2 separate regions of the Homo sapiens genome follow, and region 2 is linked to region 1. Evidence: chromatin contacts called from ENCODE Hi-C data. All regions are on one chromosome and are shown on one strand. Each heading gives the region's core, a stretch centred on a gene start or an enhancer-like site at or near the end of the contact. The rest is flanking DNA. Distances are from core to core; before and after follow the strand shown. Region 1 holds the start of SLC2A13 (solute carrier family 2 member 13). Region 2 holds the start of LINC00938 (long intergenic non-protein coding RNA 938).

Region 1 (3,704 bases), core at 338-2,837:
ATGAATTAAGGAAGTGAATATGACCTTTAATAGATAATTTGGTTCCCAACTGGAAAGCAGGAGAGGAAAAACAAAGAGGAGAATGGATAAAAAAGGATTCAAATGAAAAAGTTGGAAAAACAGAGGAGAATGGAATTTACTTGGGAAAAGAATGAAAGCTGAAAGGCAATAGAAAAAGCATAAAAGCAAAAGGAGATGCCATCTAAAGACAAATGCTAGATAAGCAAAGAGGGCAGGGGTCGCTAATAAACCTTTCAGAGTCCAGAATTACTTAACTCTAAATATTATCTCACTGTAACTTGACGATGGTCTAGGTTCCAGGCTGGGAGCCCCAGAAAACGAAAGGGGCTAGCAGTGGAGAGGCAAGGTGGGACAGTGCAGGAAAGCAGAGACCCTCGTAAGCTCAAGAAGCAGCATCAGGTTAGGCTGGATCAAGGAAAGAGCTGGTGCTCAGCTAGGTTTCTGGAAGTGCTGAGAGGCAACAACCACTTGGACTGACTGGTCCGTGGCCTATCAAAGATTCCACGTGCGCTCGAGGGAGACTAGAGTGACACCCCCTCCCCCCCGACCCTCCCACCTCCCGGGAGAGCCTTGGAGGCTGGACCAACAAACAGATGGGCTCTGGAGGCCAGAGAAGTGGAGGATTCTCTGACCCTGGGAGACCAGACGGGGACCCCGATGGGCAAGAGGCACGCAACACCCAGGGTCAAGGGCGGTGACAATGGGATCCCGGGCGCCCTTCACGGAGCCCGAACTCACCGATGCCGAGTCCCACGACCAGGCGGCCGGCGAGCAGTGTCTCCTTGTTGTTGGCCGCAGCCAGCACCGCGGAGCCGGCGGTGAAGAGGGCACTGGCCAGGAGGATGGCAGCGCGGCGGCCGAAGACGCCGTTGAGGGCGCCTCCGGCCAGCGCCGAGACGGCAGCCGCCCCCACCGTGCTGGACACCAGCAGCTCCTGCCACAGCGCGTCCAGACTGAGCTGCCGCTTGAGCAGCAGCATGGCCCCTGACACCACCCCGGTGTCATAGCCAAACAGGAAGCCGCCCAGCGCGGAGAAGACGGCCACCACGTACACGAAGGCGGGGGTCTCGTCCTGCTGGAACTGCCGCCGCGCCGCGCGCTCCAGGTCCCCGACGCCGCCGCCGCCCGCGCCCGCGCTCTGCAGGCTGGTGCTCGATTCGGCGGCAGCCAGGAGGCTGCACTCCCCGGCCGCGCTCGCCGCGTCCGGCTCCGGCTGCTTCCTGCGCCGCTCGCCCATCAGGCTGCTCAGGCTCCGCAGCGTGTACTCCACATTCTCGCTTGCCTTGCGGGACATAGGGCAGGGGCCCGGGGCTGCCCGGGGGGACGCGGCTCCGCGGGCCGGCAGTCTCGGCGAGCTAGACAGCCCGAGCCGGCGGGAGCAACCGCCGCTGCCGCCGCTTTCTTCCTCCCGGCTTCCGCTCCGGCTGCCACGGCAGCAGCCGCCGCCACGGCCGCTCCGGGGAGAAAGTTGCTGCCCGCCGCGCTCCGACGCTGCGGAGTTGGAGCCCGGCGGGTCTCACTCCACACTCACGCCCCGCGCCTGCCGAGCTGGCGCTGCGGAGCGGGCGGGAGGCGGGACCGCGGGTCACGTGCAACCCCGGGCCGGCGGGGCGGGGCCCGGGAAACGTCCCGCCCCCTCCTTGGGCGGGGCCAGGCTCAGCCCGCCCCGGACCCCTAAACCCCGCCCTCCCGGTGGGTGCGACCTCTGACCTAGGCTCCCTCATTTAGGGCTCTGGCAACCGTATGGAATTAACCCTGCCTTCCGAGCTGCAGCGGTGGAGCAAGCCAATGTGGCGATGCCATCAGGCAACAGGCTTCCAGACGGGAAGCCACCCAGAATGTTTGCCGTGTTTGGAGAGGAGGGAGAGAGCACCTAAACCAGCCTCACTGTCCTTCCAGCAGCCTAGAGAGAGGGCTGGAAAAAATATCCTAGAATAGGACCTAGCAAGTACCCTTCCTTTTATAGTATTGTGACATTACCCAGCGTGGTCTACTTCCCTGGCATTAAATGTGTTTGTTCTGGAGCAATTCAGGGCTGCATGCTCCCATTTCTATAGCTAGTTTCCACTCTCATCGCCAGTCCCTCCTCAATTTATGCTTATTTTAAAGGAATGGTACATTTGATTCTTTGAGGACAGAGAACATATCTCTGTGGTGAATCCCAAACCCTCCTTCCATGGATCCCCGACCTGTAAAAGAAAATTCACATATATGCATTCCACTCATGTAACGGGTAATTCCCAGAAATAGAAAGAAAACTCAAGACCCTGATTTGTGATTCGGCAGGCAGTCTCCATTTCCCCGCCCCAACATGCTAACCAAAAGGTAGGATAGCTTCTCTCCTGAGAATCCCCACTGTTGCCCTCCATGAGGCACTGTTTTAACAGCCTCATTTACTTGAAACAAAGCAAAGATAACGTTATTTGCAACCAATTTTTTAAACTGTTGAGTGAATTAACAGTTGTTGGTTCATTTGGGGTTTGTTTCCCCCTTTAATTTAAATGTTTTTAAAATATACAGTTGCGCATCAGGGGCTAAAGATAGTTTGTTTTGTTTTGTTTTGTTTTTGAGACAGATTCTCGCTCTGTCGCCCAGGCTGGAGTGCAGTGGCGCTATCTCGGCACACTGCAGCCTCCGCCTCCCAGGTTCAAGCGATTCTCCTGCCTCAGCCTTCCTAGCAGCTGGGACTGCTAAAGATGTTTTGTGCCTCTAATTTGCTTTCATTCTTCAGGCTGAGGGCAAAAAGTCAAGCATCATATGATTCTATTCCTACAATTCCACTGCTCTTTTATTTCCCTTATTTGAGCAAAAGCTTTCTTAGCCTGGGGCCTATTTTTCATGCAGCTATAACTTTTTTCCTTTCAGACAAAAGGATTTTGTCATTCCTGTTTCAGTAAAAACTTATATTAGAATTTGTCAAAACTGCTTTCGTTTTGATTATCAGTCACGATTATCTCTACAATATAGTACTTTCCTTGCCAGCAACAAGGAAAAATAAACTAATGAAGCCAGACGGCTTAACTATTTAAATGTTATCGTCTGGCTTTAAAGCAAGGCTCTACCGTCATTCCCAGGCATCAGTTAAACAGAGAGAGCCTTTAGATCTGCAGCAATGAACTCTTTAATATTCAGACCTCGGACAATATTGCAGGTGAGAGCGCGCCTTTTCCGCGGCATGCTACGGTATAGTAAAACTGCGCCCCCTGGTGGTGAGCCAATTCCCACGGCTTCTGAAGAGAAGGGCTCCGCAGATGAGAAGCATCTGGTTCTTTGACAGTTCCCTCTTGCTGAGATGAAAATAAACTACTTTTTGTCTCAGCTGGTGCAGTGAACATCTTGGTTCCTGAGCATTCCTTGCTTGAAATTCAGCTTTGGGGTCATAGAACAAGAAACTACTTTAAAAATTCTGTTCCGTATTAGGACAGTTATGTATCTGCGGTCAGGTTACATTTTAAAAGAAATGTGACGTGAAAAAAAAGGCATCGGAGGCCGGGCGCGGTGGCTCACGCCTGTAATCACAGCACTTTGGGAGGCTGAGGCGGGTGGATTACGGGGTCAGGAGTTCAAGACCAGCCTGGCCAACGTGGTGAAACCCTGTCTCTACTAAAAATACAAAAGTTAGCCGGGCATGGCGGCACGCGTCTGTAATCCCAGCAACTCGGGAGGCTGAGGCAGAGTATTGC
Region 2 (3,704 bases), core at 755-3,254, 5.6 Mb after region 1:
GGTAATAAGAAATGTAATAGAAGGTTACTTTAGTACAATCTCATAAAAAACATACTCTGACTCTACTTGGATGCTAAATGTGGTGTTTTTGCAAGAGATACAGACTGATTAGTGGCAATCAAATTTATTAACTGTAAAGGACATCAATAAGAACAGACAGGACCAGAAATTGTATCTTGGTGATCCACATGCCAGGAGTAGCGCGGCAGAGGATGGAGAGTGGAACTTAGCGATTGAGGCGCAGCCTGCAGAAAGCTGCACTTCTGCACTAGAGATTAAATAAGAGGGTCAAAATCAACATAAACTAAACCCTTTTTCAAAGTCATGTAAACACAAATGATTGCTGCAACTGGAAAACAACATTGAAAATAAATGATTCGTGTGATGCATATCGATTTCAACAAACCTTTCCTTAAACCTTTAACGTTACTCTTACAAGCAAATACCGTTAATAGCTTACTTCTGTCTTAATTTTTCTAACCACAGGAAAATTGAAACATAAGTAATCTGATAAACATCAAGTTTTACGTTGATGCTTTTGACCACAGGGTATATACAGTGTTAAGAATTTAAATTCTATCCATCAGATATACTTTAGGACTCCATTTTGAAGATAGCCTCTTCTACAGAAAAGAAATTTTTAAAAGTCAATTCTCCAGTTTCTCATCACATCTTAATTTTTTTAAAAAGGCTTTTAAACACTAGTATCACTCCAAGTCTTTAGCCTTTGATACTTGCTCTGAAAACACACTATCGTATGTTTGTGTATGTACACACACACACACAACAGTGACTTAAAAGTGGCAACCGCCTCTTGAAAAGTAAAAATATGTCATCCCTCCATTCTGCCCTTAAATGAGAAATAAAGACAATAGATTTGCCCACTGCAGACTGGGATACCAGAAAAGACGTTCTAAGTCTCGCCTGAGACAATATTAACCTGCTATCTTAAGTCCCAACTTGGATGACTTAAATTTCAGTGTACGTGCCTCCGTTCCCACTCTTGCCCCATCAGCTCCATCAGCATCGTCATCCCCGGCTCGGATCCCGGCCGCGACCCGCCAGGGCCGCCGGAGTCCGCGAATACCGCCCGCTCCCAGCAACGAAGCTCCCCGGCTCCCGGCCGACCGCGAGTTCCTGGAGCAGCAGCCTCCAAGGTTCCCAAAGCCCACGATTCAGGCGAGCGGTGCCGACCGGGCCGTGGACTGTGGCATTTTAAAACTACAGAAGTCTCACTGCACGACTGGCGCGGCCGAGGTGGCCCAGGAGACCCTCCAAGAGATTCTGGTCAGCTGCCGGGAGCGTGGAAGAGCAACCAAAGCCACCAAGGCGCCGCGCCAAGTCCCCGGAGCAGTCACCTCAGCTTTCCGTTCTCCCTCTAGTTACAATTACTCCACAGGCTTCTGGCGCTTCCTTCGAGAAAATGAAAAACTAAAAACGCGTAGAGGTGGTAGAAGTCGTTGGCATTTTCCGTTTAATGTGATCCCCCAGGCTCCATCCCTTAAGTGGGGTTTCCAAACTCGGATGCATCCTCAGCAGAGGTTTTCCATGTTGACAGATCTCTCGCCTCCCACAAAATGGGGCCGGGGAGGCGGCCGCGGTCTCCTCTATGGGCGCCGCCATTTTGTGAGGCGGCGGCGGCGCGGCGGCAGGAGCCCGGGGTGTGTATAATGGTTGAATAGAATGACCCCCTCCAGGGAATCCCCGGCACTGACGGTTACGTAAGGGGCTGTGCGCAAGTGCGGCGTTTAGGGAATCCGCACAGCCCGGGCCACGCAGCTCCGAGGCCCACATCTCCACTTCCCCTAAGAGGACCGATGGGGGAAGGGACAGCTGACCGGGTCTTCCTCGCAGCAGCCTCACCCCTAGTCTTCCGCGGCCGGCGAGCTTCTCCACCTCCCCGGGCCGGGTCTCCGCCCCTCACAGGCTTCCGAGACACTCACTGGCCCTGGGTTGTCAGGATCTTCCTAGCCACAACCTTATTCCGACCCCACTTAAGAGACAAACTTTAGTTGGGAAATAAGTCCGTTTCCTAGAGTGAGCACCGGAAGCAAGCTGCACTATATTACATAATTTTTCACCTCCAAAGCAATGTTCCCATTGGAACGACTACCTGAAATAACCCATCCAGACCCCTACTACCCTGTGACCTTGGGTTAGGCAGTGACTTTGCCCGTGGTGGCCGTCACTAAAATGGGAATAATAATACGTTTCACGTACTGTAATCTTAATTAACATTTGTAGCAAAGAGCCGGCTCCAACACCCCTCGTAAATGCAAATTTAGGTGGTAGTATTTGTTGAGATGTTTTGACTCATTTAAGCAAAGGGTTTTTTTAACCTTCAAAATATTTTAAACGAGGATTACATTTAAGACATTTGAAAGCAAGGAAAAACGTTTTATTCGGTATTTATTTTAAACGCAGCAATCTTGAAGAGACCTTACTATAAAAATGTAAACCTTAATTATTATTGTCGAAGTTCGATAGATTGCTTCCCAACCAGTTTAGTTAGTTTGCATAACTTTGCTCATAGAATACTCCAGTTTGATATGTGAAGCCAACCAGCGGCAAGATGAATTAAGAGCATTACTCTATTTCCACAGAACTAGGACAGACAGTTCACATTGTATTTAACGTATAGTTTGCTAAAGTTAGCGTGTGGATAATTCATAGAAAATGTGCTAACCAGGCCCCAAAATACTAGCATACGGCTCATAAAAGCCGATTCCTTTAGATTTTACAAAAACAGAAGGTAACAAATTGACTTTATTCCGATCTGTGAATGTTGCGTAGCGTGAGGGGCTACCCCGGTGAGCTTCCTTTCCCTTCAGAGCGCCACACCGGTTCTGTCGGGCGGGCGGGGACTCCGAGGCGGCCCTTCCAACAGCCGGGCCGGGGACGCGAACATCGCCTCCACCCCTAACCCTGGAACAACCGGTAGTGGCCGTTTCCCCGCACCGCCCCCCTTTCCGCCGGCTTTGTGTGCGTGTGAAATGTGCGGCACATTGCAGACGAACCCTAAGCCCGGCGAGTCGAGTCTATTGTTCCCCGCGAGGATCTGCCGGGGCGGTGTGGAGCCAGGCGCAGTGCCGCGGCCAGCCCTCGGGGGTCGCTGTGTGGCACTGGCTGCCAGGCCGTGGCGGCGGCAGAGAGGGAGGCTGGCGGGGAGGGAAGCAGGCGGGCGGCGCGCAGCGGCTCAGCTGCCGCCGGTGCTTCTGCCCGGGGACGCCCCGGCCTCAGCGGCCGAGGCCGCGCGTGAATGTGTGCGAGGGCCCCGCGGAGCCGGGGCCGAAATACACGCTGTCACCGCGCTTTCCACAAACCACCACACAGACCTCCCCCTCCCCACCCCCAGCCCCGCCTGCCCTAGCCCCGCCGCCGCCGCCGCCGAAACTCTTGGGCCTCTGGCCGCCCAGACCCCTCACCATCGGCTCGCCTTGCCCGTCGCCCGCTCGCGCGCCCCCGGCAGCAGCACCATGTTGAATCGCGTCCCCGGGCTGAGCTGCCTCAGCCGGCGGCGCTGAGAGGCGGGCGAGAGCCGGGCCACGGGGAGGGAGGGAAGGAAGGGGTGGGGGCCGCGCTCGCCCCGCGGCTTCGCGCGGATCCGGCAGTCGCCTGCCCTTCTAGTTTCGCTCCGATTTCTTTAAACTTTTTTAGAAATTCCCCTCCCTCCTTCCCTCCTCTCCCCCTGGCCTCCTGCTCCC

The links. A loop is a pair of places that touch in the nucleus more often than their neighbours do. Pooled maps may share reads with other maps.
Region 2: a loop to region 1 is called in a map of naive thymus-derived CD4-positive, alpha-beta T cell, with 14 times the contacts of the local background. The contact joins the promoter of LINC00938 here to the promoter of SLC2A13 in region 1. A Hi-C loop is called at or near these places in 1 of 168 maps with a recorded cell type or tissue (naive thymus-derived CD4-positive, alpha-beta T cell), 1 of 37 single-sample maps with no recorded cell type and 6 of 50 pooled maps.

The regions. Positions count from the first base shown.
Region 1 is chr12:40,104,494-40,108,197 of GRCh38, forward strand. It overlaps SLC2A13 (solute carrier family 2 member 13), which reads right to left and starts at 1,588. Exons shown (of 10, transcript NM_052885.4): 1 at 760-1,588. The coding sequence starts at 1,315. RefSeq lists silencers at 1,022-1,111, 1,122-1,191, 1,212-1,471, 1,492-1,741, 3,123-3,252 and an enhancer at 2,742-2,911.
Region 2 is chr12:45,725,917-45,729,620 of GRCh38, forward strand. LINC00938 (long intergenic non-protein coding RNA 938) reads right to left here and starts at 2,005. Exons shown (of 1, transcript NR_028408.1): 1 at 1-2,005. RefSeq lists enhancers at 633-1,595, 1,301-2,020, 1,596-2,558 and a silencer at 3,071-3,490.